2 separate regions of the Homo sapiens genome follow, and region 2 is linked to region 1. The links are chromatin loops, found by intact Hi-C in ENCODE. Cell type or tissue: PC-3. All regions are shown on one strand. Each heading gives the region's core, and the rest is flanking DNA. Links, peaks and the distances in the headings are about the cores only.

Region 1 (7,820 bases), core at 879-5,878:
GATTCATAATCTGCTAGTATGAAAACTGAGTACTTTAGAAATAGGAAAACCAGAATCTATAGCAAATATCATACGTAACGGTGAAAATATAGACAGTTCCCTTTTACTCAGAAATCAGACAGAGAAGCCCTTATCCCTGTTCTTATTCTACATTGCTCAGGAAGATAAAGCTGGCAAAGATTGTGCCCAGAATTCCACCTGCCCACCCAGCTCCCTGGGTGCAGCTCCTGGTCACAGCTTGAGGTCTCAGTGCCTGGGTCCCAGGCCCCAGGTCACACAGTTCCAGGGTCCCAGCGCCTTGGTCCCAGCCATAACCAGGAAGGAGGTGACTGATTGAGCCCAGGAGGGGTGTTGGACCTCCCAACTGCACCCTGTTCAGAATCTGCTCACCCTCTAGCCTCCAGATGAGCCGTGTGCCCAAGGTCCAAGGACATAAGCAGCAAGGGTTTGCTGTGGACATGACAGTTGCTAACTCCTAGGAGGTCCCAGGAGGTCCAAAGCACTAACAAAGCCTCTGCCTACCCATTGCACCTGAGCTGAGCCTGAAAGACTAAAGTCCGGGATGTCCAGAAGTCCCAGGCCTGCAGAACTGTCTACACTTGATGCATATTTGAAAAAGCTCCTGTAGAGGCAATCCCCCAAATCCCTTGCAAAGCGGGAGCCTCCACATGGGGGCTTTCCCCGTCTAGGAGTGTGGAGGCCACAGTCCTCCTGGACCACTGTGCCCACCTGGTGCTGAGCAGCAGCAGGAGCAGCCACCAGGGACCTGACTGCCCTCCAGGACTGCTGTCCAGCCAGGCAGAAGGGGTGGTGGTCCTTATTTGATTGCCCCTTAATCATGTTTTATATGTACAGACATGGAGTTGCTTGAATGCTGGAATTAGGTCCTATCCTGGTGTCATGAGGCTAGTCCAGTCCAGGTGCATAGTGGATTGGAGATCAAAGGATGACATTTCAGCCTCATGGAAAGTTCCCTCTTTATTCAGTTCTTCCGCAGAAGGAAGAGCAATTGATTGGAAGGAAGGGATCACCCGGGCCTCCAGAACTAAACCCAATGTTGTTTTCAGACTTTGGTACCTGAAGAATCATGAAGCCAGTACAACAATGACTCCTCTGCATCTCATAGCCAGGGCATGAAGGGGTCTTCCCTGGGCAACAGCTCCCTATTTTCACCTGTCAATGCAGTGTCTACCTGCTATCGCCTAAAAACATCCGTCCCCATTATAAAATCCTTCGGCACCAACCCACATTTAGTTTTCCTTCCTGACTGAAGCATGCCAGGGTTGCCCAATCTGCCGCTGCTCCTTTCCCATCTCAATCCTAATTAATTGATTAATCCTAATTAATCCTGAATTAATGTTATTCCAAAATTTAACCCCGACTTTTGCTAATTTGGGCATTTGTCCATTTGCTCATGGTGAAATCTGGACAATTGCTACATATTTTTGAAGACTGGTGAAGCGGTGTTACAACACTTGGCTTTAGAATGGGATGGGTAAGGAATATATTTGGGAACACTTTTGGCCTGAGTTTTATCATTTGGAAAATGGGATTAAGGCTAGCTATCTCCTAGAATTGTTGAATTCTTAAAATCTATATGTACAAACATACTTGCAAGGTGTAAGGCTGGAGTGTCCACCAGCACAGTGCAGTGTCTGGCTTATAGTACAAATCCAGCACATGCTGGTATATTTCCTCTTTTGACCCTCCACGCAGACGGAGGAGTGAGGACGGCCACCCCCACCTCCGTGCCCCTCCATCATACTCCACAGACACTGGAAAGCCCTCCCTCAACCACTGCCATATTGCCTTCATCTTTTCCTTTTTAAAAAATCTCACACTACACTCTTGCTGTTCTTTGAGGACAATGTCCTAGGGCTGTATATCTCCAAGGGTTGAAGCAATGCTGGCATGTACCTTGTGTGTAGTAAGTGTTTGTTGAATGAAATAAGAAGCAAACACATCTTCCCAATGGGTGAAGAAATCTTTTCATCATGGGAAAGATTCGAGTCCTTGTGTGTTTGGCAAAATGTTATCAATACATTTTCACATAAAGAGCTTTTTATCCCTTGAAATTATAGAGTGGGTTAAAAGTTTCATAATGGTTGGTTATTTTTTTTTCCCAAGATTTCCAAGTTTGTATGAGATGTTATTTTGGACAGTATTTTAAATTAAGTTCTTGATTTGGTATAAAAATATCATGAACCTCAGATGTAGCAAAGAACGCAGCTATTGTCAAAGGGTAAGCACTGTAAAATGAAACAAGTAGTATCATCTCCAAAACTCTTGTGCTAATTCTTCCAGAGCTTGTTCTGTGGGGAGAAACACACTGCTATGGAAACCACTAAAGAGAAGCAAAAAATTCTTTGTAACTAGGAGCTGGGGCCTTTAGCTTTGCAAATTAGTGCCAAAATACCACTTATCCATCTGCATCCCTGACAGTACAAAGATAGTAAAACATAGCACCTTATCCTGTACTTGCTCATGCAGATGGAGAAGTGTCTGAATGTGATAAAGACCATGTCTAGGTTTCTCCTGGACACCAGGATCTGGAAGGAGAACCCCACTGTGAGAAGCAGAGGTAGGGAGCACTGCATTCAGGCACATGAGATGACATTCCCAAAGGGCTTTTGCAAACCAGAAAGCATGGTGGATGTGATTTTTATTACCCTCCTGTGTGCTCCTGAGTGCTCTGCGTCTAGCTGTGCACGATCAAGCAGAATGCTGAAAGCAGCCCTTGTGTGTCTTGCATTTTCTGTGAGGAAGCTGCACCTACATTAACTCCTCTAATCTCTAATAGCACAACCTGTGGAATAAAACAGAGCGACGTGAGCATAGATTTTTACACATAGCAAGATGTGTCAGTTGCCAGTGTTTGCCTCCCCACTTGGACCACCTACTGGTGTCTTTAGGTTTCTTTGTGTTTTCCCTAATGCATAGGATGAATAACCAAATGGGAAACATAAAGATAGACATTTCATGGCTTGTCAGCCAAATAAATTAATATTCTTGCAAACATAGATGTCAAGCATGACCAAAAATAATCATGCTAACTGGGGCCACATGGATTTCCCTCAAGTAAAAAGTACCAATTAAGTTCTATGGAGATTATTTTTATTCCACAGTTTATCAAACCATTTTTTTTTAACTTCCTCAGCCATTTCTCCCTTTCTAAATGTCCTTAAATCTAATAGGTCCAGAAACAGGAGAGGGGGACAGAGGCATCCTTTCACTGATGAGTGGAAGGACAGGAGAGGTAATCCCTGCTAGGGTTGGAATGGGTCCCCTCCAAACTTCAGGTGTTGAATCTTAATGGTCAATGTGGTGGTAGTAAGAGATGAGACCTTTAAGAGGTGATTAAGCTATGAGGGCCCCTCTCTTGAGAATGGAATTGAGGCCTTTATAGAAGAGACTTCAAGCAGTATTCAGCTCACTTGGCCTTGTCATGTGAGGACACATCCTTTGTATCTTCTGGAAGATGAAGTAACAAGGTGCCACCTTAGAAACAGACCAGACACCAAATCTGCTGGCACCTTGGTCTTCGACTTCCCAGCCTCCAGAACTGTGAGGAATACATTTCTGTTATTTACAAATTATTCAGTCTCTGGTATTTTGTTATAGCAGCACAAAACAGACTAAGACAGTCTCCATACCATCCTCAGCCTAAAGAACCAGCTTCTTGCTCAGGTGGAATAGATCTTCTGGAGGGAAGCTATATTTCTACTAGAAAATCAGTTGTATTTTCACCAATCACGAAGGCTCTTCCAGACATCAGGGCAGTTGTAGAAGTGCCTGGAGAATGGAAATAGGCCCTTTTCCGGAACGCCCCCACACAGGCCAGTGGGACATTTATTTCCCTCTCTGTGAGAGACCTGTTTGGTTGGGAATGAGAGGAATGCTGTCTGACTTTTATACCCACTTCCGGGGAGCAGCCAGCTCCCACATGAGAAAGAAGACTTTGTACAGGGGCCAGGACCCTCACTGGATGCCAGAACCCCAGGACTTTCACTACACAAACATGTACATTCTGAATCATTCCTAGCAACTCTTCACGCAAAACAAACAAGCCGAGGAAAGTACCTCTCAGATGCACAAGCCAAGAATTCTAGAAACTCACTTTCCTAACCCCAAGTCATCTGCAGAGCACGCCCACAGAGAGCACCTGGGTGTGCGGCACTGCTTTTCTCTGGTGTTCACAGCTTTTAAAGACAGCTTTTGGGAAAGTATGTTCTCATTCATAGCCGATACAAAAGGTCCTTACACTTTTCTTATAGTTTAGTCATTTTGTAATTGTAACTGATTTTTCTTTGATGTTATTTCTTTTTGAGTCATATGAAGAAAAAAATAAACTTTGGTTTAAGCTTGTTAGCTTTACTTTTGTACAATAGCACTTGTCTTACTGAACCACATAATGAAATTAGAAGCTGCCAGATGTCAATCAGCGTGGCCCCAGGTACCATGTCCTTTTGTGTATCTGTGTGTATGGAATATATTTATCACGTGCTTATTGTGTGCTGGGAACTGTGTAAACTTTTTAATGCATTATGTCAAATTGTAATAATTACTCTGAATGGTGTTTTGTTAACCACGTTTTAGAGATGAAGAAAGTGAGGTTTACCTACAAGCAAACTTGTCCACTGTCATAAACTCATGATTGGTCCAAAAGATTTAGCAATCAAATCCTTTGCTCTATCCAGGAGAAGTTGCAGTTATATTTTAAGCACTTACAGAGTCCAGCGTTGGCAGATAGATACTTTTCATCATAATACATAAGTATCCATCTATTAATACTTTAAAGTTTTTAAATTAGTTTTCTGAGACTGATGTAAAAACTTACCACCAACTGGTGGTTTAAAATAACAGAAATGTGTTCTTTCATATTCTAGAGGCCGGCAGTCCAAAATCAAGGTGTCCTTTTAGTGCCTCCAAAGCAACAGATACTTTCTTCCTTTGCCTCTTCCAGCTTCTGGCAGCTCCAGCTGGCCTTTGGCTTATGGCCGCATCACTCCAATCTCTGCCTCTCTGGTTAGTTGCTTCCTAGTATTGTGCCTGCCTTTCGTCTGTGTGTCTCTTATAATATGCTTGTCATTGGATTTAGGGCCCACTCAAATAATACAGATGATCTCATCTCGAGGTCTTTAAGTTGTTTACATCTGCAAAGATTCTGTTTCCAAGTAAGGTTGCAGGTTCCAGGGAATAGGATGTGGGCATATGTTTTGAAAGGCTACCATTCTACTATGTAACACTACATTTTTAAACGGAAATGAACATTTAGCAAGTATTTTTAACACCTACCATATTTTTAAATATATGTTATCTTTCTTGAAATGTATATTGTGAAGTAGCTATACATTAATTAATAGAGAAGGATTATTTAATTCCTGAGTTATAAGCCCTTTCTGGTTTTAATATTTTATATATTCTACTGTTCAATTTCGTTACGGATATTTATACCTTATTGTTTAATTTCATTATAGATATTAGCATATCAAATTAAGATGATCTATAATTTTTCTATAATTTATTTTTCAGATTTTAGTATAAGGGTTATGCTATCTTCATAATTAAATAAAATAAAATTTCTTTTTCTTTCCCTACTCGCCATCATATTCTATGGAATATACTATGAAACACCAGATTTACCTAAAACACAAATGCATGAAAAAACATAATTTTAGAACTGTCTCGTTTCAGGACACTCATTAAAGTGAATTCTTTGAATTTTTTAAGGCCTTCCATGTTTATTGGTATGTTCAAATTATTTACCTGCTTGAATCCATTTTTAATCTATACTTTTCTAGAAAAACAATCAATTTCTGGCTTTTCAGAATATTGGTAGGAGTTAAAGTTATTTTTTCAACTAGTTTCAACAACTGTCCTCTGTACATGTTGTTAGAGACTCTTCTTCTATCTGACTTCTTTTCTTCTTTTTTTGTTCAGTGTTCCTGTCTAACTATATGGATGTTATATTAGAGTTTACATTGGATTATTGCTCTTTTATTCTTCTTGACATTTCCTAAGTGTCTTCTTGTTAAAATACTATATTTTAATGCAATTATCATATTTAGAATTAGTAAATAAACAGAAACCATTTCCCTATCATTTTATCTCTTTTCCAGTAAATTTTACTATAAAAATGTGATACCCTTTAAATTAAAATTTTTAACAAACAAAATCTCTATTTTCTTCCTTTGAACTTGGAGCCCTGGCCCAGTCCATCCTACAGACATGGTGCCATTTATCTTGGCCTTTTACTTTGTCACCCCCTTAATTCTACCAGAGGTATTGCTAACATCTCCAGTTAATAATTTCCACTAACAACGCAGAACTCAATTAGCATAATAAGCATTTCCCATCTGCACTGAGCACTCTTCCCGTCATCAGTCTGGAAACTAACTACTGTACAGAAAAATCATGGGGAATAATTAGAATTAGCACACACGAGCCACTCAACACAAAGCTCTTGCCATCCATTGGGCATAATCAGTAGGTTACGCAAACGTGGTTATTGTCATTTCCACTCAAACTAGAACATACGTGTGGAAGAAGATGACTTTGGAGTTTGATAAGAGGTTCTGTGGAGACTTGCCCAGGAGATGTCAAGCAAGGCAATGGCCTCCTGAGGGAGGAGCACACACCGCAGTCAGCCTCGGGGCCACCAGCCCAGCTGGGGCCTCTGCTCAAGTAGTTTTCTCTCTTACAGCTTTGGGACCCTCCTCTGGAAGAAAAACGAGTGACTGAAAATGAGTGAAGGCTTTCCCCAGTGCTGTTCCCAACAGCATCCAATGTGTAGACCCCTACATGCAAAGAGACCCCAATGCCTTCTCAGTTCCACATGCTGTCGATGCCTCAGATCGTCCTGGTTGCTGTCTATACTCACCTTGTTGACTACCCAAAGATATGGACCTGCTGAATTCTTGACCTCCATAAAGTCAATGGTCTTCACCCCATCCGCATTTTGGCCATCTTTTCCCTGGCCACCTCTCAGACCTTTGCACCATCCCAAAGCACACTGCCTTCTAAATGTGAGATGTGCCTTGTTTACTTTTTACTTCTGATTTGATTCCTAATTTTTTGTTTTATTGTGTGGATACTATGCATATAAAAGAATATAAAGAAAGTGTACATGTATATAAAAAATATAAGCATGTCACCCAGCATAGTAAAAACACTTTTATCCGAGATTTGGAGGCCACATGTGATCATTCCCAATGCAAAACCTCAACCTCAGTACCAAAGATAAGCATCACTTTGAATATTTTACTATTATTCTCCTGCATTCTTTCTAGTCTTATTATTTCCCTAAATAATTTAGTGTTGTGTGTTAGAATTTTATATGAATGGTTATCATACCGTATGGATGTCTTCTTCTGTGTCTCGTATTTACATTCAATGCCGTGTTTGTTATTTGGCCATGATAATGTTATCAACACAAGTAATTCATTTTTGCAGCTGAGTTTTTCATTCTATGGACACATTGTATAAGTATATAACGATATATTTCTCTATTGTCCTGTCATTGGACCTTTGCATGGTTTACAATTTTTGGCTATTAGAAATAATGCTGCCATGAACATTCTTGCTCATGCACACTGGTATGCACTGGGGATATGCCAGGAAGCAAAGTTGCTGGGCTATAATAGCCTATGTGCATCTTGAAATTCGCAAGACAATGCCAAACTGCTTCTCCACACTCTCATAGATATTTTGTACTTTTCCCAGCATTTAAGAATCCTCATTGCAGTCAGGCACAGCGGCTCATGCCTGTAATCCCAGCATTTTGGGAGGCTGAGGTGGGTGGATTACTTAAGGTCAGGAGT
Region 2 (7,820 bases), core at 1,848-6,847, 320 kb before region 1:
GCTATTTGGCCAGTGGACATGAATTATTAGACAAGATGCCTTCTTGCTCTCCAAGGCTGAGGCAGACAAACTTCTAACTAGTTATCTCTGTAAGTTGGATTTTAGCTTTCCCTACTTTAAAGAAGATAAATTATTATTCAACCTGATCAGAAGATGCCCCTTCCAAATCTTATTGCAACCCTGACCCAAGGCATTACTCTACTCTGTATATGGCTCCTAAAACCAAATATGCAGACTATCAGAGTTATAGTCACTAGATTTAAGTTCTTCCTTTATTCTTGGTCCTGAAAATTTTTATTATTTCTCATAAACTCATCCAAGTGTTGACAAATCTTTAAAAATTTTAATCGGTTATATTTAAGCGTCTTGTAATGGTGAGGCTCCAGTATATGTTGAGTCCTAGTGATTGGAAATACACACACACACACACACACACACACACACACACAGAGGGAGAGAGAGAAAGAGAAAGACAGAGACAGAGAGAGAAAATTCTGTTACTACTCTTGGGTTGATTTATCTTTTTGACTGTCAGTGATTTTGTTCCTTAACAACTCCTTTTAGACCCAAAATCTACTAAACTGACCATTGTCCAAATCTCTATCACATATGAGGTTGAGAAATAAGTATTTTAGGTTCAGTGTTTTTCATGAAAACCTCTCCAAGAATATCTCAAGCAACTAAGATGAGTCAACCTCTACTGTCGGATGATCTAAAATCAATAAAAATATCTCAGATGATACATTCAGTTCTATGGATTTCACTTCCTCACTCAAATAAAACTCAAGTAATTGGTCTCCCAGTGAGAAGTGAATATCCAGTAAAGCACACTTTACCATACAAGAAATAGTTTTCACCTTTGCATATGTGTTCCTTGTTCATCACATGCATGAGTTATCTTTCAGCCAAATCAGCTCTGACTTCTGAATCCTGGACATGTTATCATTTATTTGGTCTGATTAGCCATTCAGCAATGTTAATACTTATGTATTTCTCATAAGTATTAATATGAGGTGTTATAGGACTTGATGGTGCAGGCCATATTTCTTTAACAAAGAGACAAAAATGTTGGTGGCTTAAATAAGATAGAGGTTTATTTCTCTTTTATGTGAGAGATCAGAGGCAGGCAGAAAGCTCAGGTTGTCAGTGTGGCTCAAAAATAAGAGATCATTCAGGGACCTCGATTCCTTCCATCTTTTTTCTCCTGTATTCCTCTATGATATTGTTGCCATCCATGTGGTTGGAGCCTGGCCATGGGTCCACCCACATGGAACAATGCGGAAGAATGGTGAAATAGAAAGGGAGGATTTCCTTTCAAGCAAGCACACATCATTTTTATTTGCAATTTTGGGTGCCAATTAATTGCCAGCCACTCTAAGATCCAAGAGACGCCAACAAATATCTAACCTCCAGCCTGTGACCTGGGCCTGGCCACTGTTTTCTTACTAGGGAAGAAAGGCATGGAACTCTGGGGCCAACTAGTAGTGTCCCATGGCTTTTCTGGTGGCTTCCTATGGTGAGGGGACATGTGTGAGTCTTCTGCTCTGTGAAGCATCAGCACTTCTCGGGGTGCTCTTGAGAGCCTGTGATTAGAGTGCATGTCCAGGCTCTTTCCACAGAGTCTCTTTCTGGGTGACAGTATCCTGCACAATTCCTCAGGCACAGCGGGCACTGCCTCAGTCCTCCAGAAGTAATTGCTTTGTTCTCTTCTGGGACCCTGGCCTTGTGACACATCTCAGCCTGATAGATGATGGGCTCTGGAGACGGATGGTTTGAATTCAATTCCCCAGTCTGCCCATCGGTCATGGTTTGCTGCACTATCCTGGACCTGTGCTTCAGTTTCCATAGATGTGGTAAGATAGGAATGGTGATGATACGTGTCTCATACTGCGGTCAGGAGAGGTTGGTTATGAGGGACAAATTAGACACTCTCAGGAAATTGGTGGAATAATGACCAGGGAATATTAGTTGGACTCCCCAGGATGCAGAAATGCATTTTTACTCTTGCCAATCCTTCTCCTTACAAACTACTCTGTCATTTTATCCCCCAAATCTTTCAGTGCAATCTCTGGGAAATATAATATATTTTCTTCTGATCTTTATTCTCAATGAAAACTCATTTTAGTTTAAGAAAACACGTTTAAAAATTGGTCTTTCAATATTAGCCTTATCAGACTTAGTGTTATATTTAATGAAATAAATTGTTTTTAATGGCTACCTTTAAAACTCTTTGTCAATGTATAGTGTCTTGTTTCAGTTGGTGAGCAGCCTGGACTCCTTTTAATCTCTGCCTTGGAAGTCTAAACCAACCAGTCTGATTTTACATTATTTTAACATTATTTGGCATGGTAATCATTATACTTGTCCCCCTTAAAATCTCCTTGAAGGCAGGGGTAGAATATTTTTCTTCTTGCTATCTCTATAGTTGAGCATATTCTTGGCATACACAAGTGTTCAATAACATTGTGAACAAGTGAATGAGAAAAGCTTGTAACCAGATTTAAGTAGCATTTTTCAACTCAACACTAATATACACTAAACCATGTTGAAGAGGACAATATTTTGCTAGGCAAGGTCTTTTAAGAATGTATGTGTTCAAAGATGAAAAGCAAAATGACATTAAAGAGCACTCCACTGGCAAGTCCCAGGAGGCAGTAGGTGAGCCGTCGCTAGTTAAATTGTACTAACGCAAAACATTATAGCATTAGACTGCAGCCTGTAATCAATGCCAGCTGGAAGCCCATATCAACAGTTTTGTGTTTCTTGCCAGTTCCTTGTTAATCCCTTAAAAGGGAAGGTAAAAACAAGGCCAATAGCTTTTATTACATAGGATGATTTATCGATCCCAGCTATTCAAACATTTCACTTCACCCAGTGTGCATGCCAAAAATGTTTATTTCAGAAATGTTTATTTGATTAATTATGCCATGTAACATAGATGGCTGATGAGTAAAAAGGAAATCCTGTCTATAGCTGTTACATGTCATCTTTCATTTTTAAGGTAAAATAGGTTTATCTTCCATTGAGCCTAATGACAAAGGCTTTTAGGATTAGAAGAATGAACCCTGTAAGCCTATAACTTCCCCTCATGTCTTCCAATTATGTCTGGTCAAATGAATATGAGCTGAAGCATTTACTACCAAGTATGGATTTTGAGATAAGCTTTGAACTCTTCTTCCTTGAAGGTCACCTGGTAGCATTTATAGATCTTCCAAATTGATGTGTGGCAATGTAACTTTCACATTAACTAAAAATATAACAACTCTTTTTTAATTCTTAGAACAATGATAAAAAAATGCAAAGCCTCTAGCACCAAATAAAACAATGTATTCTCTCTTTAACACTAAAAATAAAACCCTAAACCTTGGAAATAGAATTTCTAATGAGTTGTCCATGAGCTGAGTAGAGGATAGGGGCCCTGAAAGAATGATTTTTATTTTCATCATTGAAAAAAATAAGAATGCATTCTTCTATTCATTTTATGTGGTCAAATAATTTCAATATAATAAGAATTTATTGAGCTTCTTGTATGTACTACAATTCTAGGAATGCTTTCTTTATGGAGCTGTAATCTTTTAGGAAAGGAAGGGAAAACACAGAGATGAGGTGTCACATGTTTTAAATTAGTCTTAATTTTTTCTTTTAAAACATAATGTCCATTAAAGAAAATTTATCAAAATACATATAAATATAAAGAAGAAAATTCAACATTCTTACTATAGAAATAATTGCTATTAATGCATTTTGTTGGTTATATAGGTGTGTATGATACATTCTGATCTTTTTTTTGTTTGAGACAGAGTCTCATTCTATCATCCAGGCTGGAGTGCAGTGGCATGATCTCAGCTCACTGCAACCTCTGCCTCCCGGGTTCAAGTGATTCTCCTGCCTCAGCCTCCCAAGTAGCTGGGATTACAGGCTCAAGCCACCACCCCTGGGTGATTTTTATATTTTTAGTAGAGATAAGGTTTCACCATGTTGGCCAGGCTGTCTTCAATACTCGGCCTCAAGTGATTCACCCACCTCAGCCTCCCACAATGCTGGGATTACAGGCATGAGCTACCATGCCTGGCCTACATTCTGATTTTTTAACTTCAATTTATATTGTGGGCATTTTACATCTTATTATATATTCATAAATGTTTCCTCATGGTTGCTTACTGATCTATTTAACAGATATACCATAATATACTTAATAGTAGCTGGGCTTTTATGTTTGAACTTAAGTTAGAATTCAGATATGTTTTTGCAGTGTAACACTCTGGTGGGTTGAGCTCACCAGAAGCCGATTGGTGACATGCACCACGTCAAAGTTTTGGTAGAGAGATGTGCATGCTCCCTTAATATGCTGTGACACAATTCTCTGATTGATCATAAGGAGAACTGTCAGTGGCTTGCATAAGACATAGGGGTTTAAAATGTTTCCTAGGACATGGAGGGGCTGGTGGGTCAATGGCAAGGCATGGCAGAAGACTGCGGGTGAGCTGCATAATTCCTGCAGAGAAACTGCCTCATCATTCACAGCAAAATTTCCCAGAGGATTGGCAGCATTGCCCAATGGGCCATGAAAACAATATGGTACAGAAACACCAAGAGATTCTGAAAACGTATTTACTTCAAGTTGACAAAATACAGAAAACATAGGCACCATGTGTAAAACAAAAGATGAGATGGAAAATGAGTGTGTTCATTATTGATTTATTGCCGATCAGCTCCAAATATATCCCTTTTGTCTGCTTTGTGGAAATGAATCTGGGCCTTTCATTTATTTATCTTTTCTTTGCTGGCTGCCATGACATTAAACTTTGTCAGTAGAGGGTGGTAGAGACATTGCAGGAAGCATGGATTTTGTATTCTGGTTCTGGTGCTTGCCTGGCAGGCAGCCTGCAGGGTGCTCATCCTCTCTAGGGCGTGGCTCCTGCAGTGTGCCGTGGCTAGCTGCCTATCCTGGCGTTGCCCATGGGCATGCTTTTAGCATTGAGCCTCTAGTGAGCACCTCACTATGAATGGCTTTCCCCTGCAATTGAGGGGGTCCATTTAGTGCAAATCCCTGAGGGTGGATTTCCATCAGGTTCTGCCAGTGCAGTACCCCAGTGTCTTACCTGCCATGTGGTGGCCCACAGCTGTGCCCTCCTCAACAAAGTCTGTGCCTCAGCCTTGCGGGGGAGGAGGTGCACTTTCTTGGGGACTCTTTCTCCGCCCTAGGGCTAGTGGTGCCTCCTTATATCTTCTATTTCTAGATCCCTTAGAGTTCTCTTTTCTTCTACCAGCTGTATTCCAATCCCCTGTTATATCTAATAAATTCTTTATATTAAGCGTCCCCTGTTCAAGTTAACATGCAGCTTATCTCTTTATTGAATCTTTAAGGATACAATGAATCACCAGGGATTCAGGCAGAGATGTAAGAAGAGTGGGCAAAAATATGAAGACAATGCATGGAAGAGGAAAATGAAATAATAAATGTATATCTTCTTATAGGACATTAAAGAACAGGAAAGTGTGGCACAACATCAACTCAGGAAGACAGATCGCACGTAAGGAAGCCAACAGTCAAGTGCCTACAGAAAGCAGAGTGGCTCAGTTTCTGCTCAGTGGTTGAACAACCCAATGAAACCATTAAATGAGAAAATTACTTTTATATTAGCTTGTTAGAAATGATCTTACACATAGTAAAAATATATTTTTTTAAATCCTATAGTACTGGCTACTTAAATAAGTTTATTTGATAAAATTCCATATTAAGAGACATATTTAAGGAACACTACAGCATGATTTTAAAAAGTATTTTTCTCCAGCAAAAATGGATAGATGAGCTGCTTGATTTTTTAATTTGCTGTCCTGGAGCAGGGGTCTGCCTGCTTTTGTATATAAAGTTTTCTTAGAATACAATATCACCCATCTGTTAACTTATTGTGTATTGTTGCTTTCATTCTTCAACAACAGAGCTGTTTAGCTGCAAAGAGAAATAGTGTGATGTGCAAAGCTTGAAATGTTTGCTTGCTGGTTCTTTATAGATAAGCTTGCGGGTCCCTGCCCTAGAAGCCACCATGTGGCACCATGCTGGATCACTGCCCCACATTAGCTTAATTTGTCTTCACCGCAACCCTGGTAGGAGTGCCCACTGTACCAGGTTTGTTAAGGCAGCTGAAGTTTAGAGACCATTATAGGTAGTGGTAAAGCGTGAAGGCTTGGAAGTCACATGGGCAGGGTTCAAACTGCCTCCACTGTTTAATGTGCTTTGTCATACTACGTGATCTCCCCAAGCCTCAGTGCCTAACGTGATAAATAATTATCACATAGAACTGCTAAGACTATTATTTAATTCACTTAGATAAAGAGCTTAGCTTAGTACCTATGACCCAGGAAATGCTCAATGAATTCTTACGCATTGTTCAAGAAGTTCAGACTCTTGGTTAAGACATCATGTTCTGTAGTGGCACTGGCATTCCAGTGCGATATGTCTGAGTCCAGAGCTTGAGTTCATAACCACTATAGGAAATTACCAGATGTTTAATGCACAACTGAAACATACTCTTCTCTTCCCTGAGTTTCCAATTTTCCCCTCTTTAGAAACAAGAGATCTCTTTCTAAGTTACACAATTGAGCTGTGTCCAGTAAATATGCTAATACCAGACTGTCTTTGTCCTTAACCCTTGGTTATTTTATTCTGTAGGGGTTCTTATTACTCAGGATGCATTGTTTCTTTCCAGCACTTCTCCTCAGGTTGGTTTGAGGAAGGTGTAGCTGGCAAAATTTTAAGATGCGCCACAGACCCTGTCCTCTGGTGTACTTCCCTTACAGGTGGAGCTTGTGAATATGGTGGGCTTTCACTTTCCTGGGTAAGTGAAGGGATTTTGCAAAAGCAATTAAGGTTCCTAATCAGGTGACTTTGAGTTAATCAAAGGCCCTGATCCTGGGTAGACCTGATCAAAGCAGGTAAGACCTTAATAAGAGAGAGATTTGAAGCAAGAGAGATTATGCTCCTGGTCTTAAAGAAGTGAGTGGCCACATTGGGAGAGGGTCTTTAGGAAGGGCTATGAGAGGATCACATGGCAGCCTCTCCAGCTGAGTATGTTCTCTGCCTAACAGCCAGCAAGAAAAAGAGAACCTCAGACTCAAAGCTGCATGAAAGTTAATTGAATCTTTCCCCAGTCAAGATTCTAATGAGAACTCAGCCCAAGCCAATACCTGGATTTCACCCTAGTAAGATCCTAAAGTAAAGAATCCAGCCAAGCCATGCCTGGACCCCTAACCCAGAAAAACTGTGAGATCATAAATGTGTGTTGTGGAAAGCTGCTAAGTTTGTAGTAATTTGCTCCATAGCAATAGAAAACTATTACAGAAGGATAAGCTACAGCAAAATCAAGGAACATATTTCTCAACAGCTCTTTGGAGGGAAGGAAAAAAGAAGCAAAATATTTGCTAAAATCAGACTCACTCTGGTTTTTTGGAAAGTGACTGCCTTATCCATTGCTGCTGTGTGCATGTCCAGGAAGCAGCACAGTCATACAGAGGAGGACTTCGAGGTCCCAATCACACTGCTGTGTGGCCCCCATTAACACCACTTCCTAATAAATTATGCCAAGTGCTTATGATACCACAGGCACTTTAAACATAAGAATACATTAATTTATAGTAAAATACAAGTTGTTGTTGAAAAAGAAATGACTAGATTTGTTCATTATTGGTTATAACTGAGTATATAGGAAATATCAGTCCATGAATTAATTTTACACAATCTTTAAATTAGTCATAGTGAGTTTGGCTCAAGAGTAGTATTTTGTGATGGAGACACTTCGTTAAAAAATAGGAAAGAGGGA

Evidence for each region. Hi-C counts contacts between places; a loop is a spot of excess contacts. Peaks named below come from ENCODE experiments on the same cell type or tissue, not always from the same donor. Only the 100,000 strongest peaks of a DNase experiment are listed, where the experiment ranks them.
Region 2: a loop joins it to region 1, with 3 times the contacts of the local background. A loop is called at or near these places in 1 of 110 quality-filtered maps.

What each region holds. Positions count from the first base shown.
Region 1 is chr2:7,821,819-7,829,638 of GRCh38, forward strand. It overlaps LOC105373408 (a long non-coding RNA gene), which reads right to left. Exons shown (of 4, transcript XR_922750.1): 2 at 6,538-6,718; 3 at 2,670-2,806. Among named protein-coding and RNA genes, the nearest start is that of LINC01871, 100 kb to the left of the region's middle. In PC-3, for the core only: no CTCF peak of the experiment used is centred there; a DNase peak (open chromatin) is centred at 4,003; H3K4me3 peaks cover 415 bases; H3K27ac peaks cover 2,710 bases.
Region 2 is chr2:7,505,695-7,513,514 of GRCh38, forward strand. No RefSeq gene overlaps it. Among named protein-coding and RNA genes, the nearest start is that of LINC01871, 220 kb to the right of the region's middle. In PC-3, for the core only: a CTCF peak has its summit at 4,821 (motif pointing right); no DNase peak of the experiment used is centred there; H3K27ac peaks cover 2,013 bases.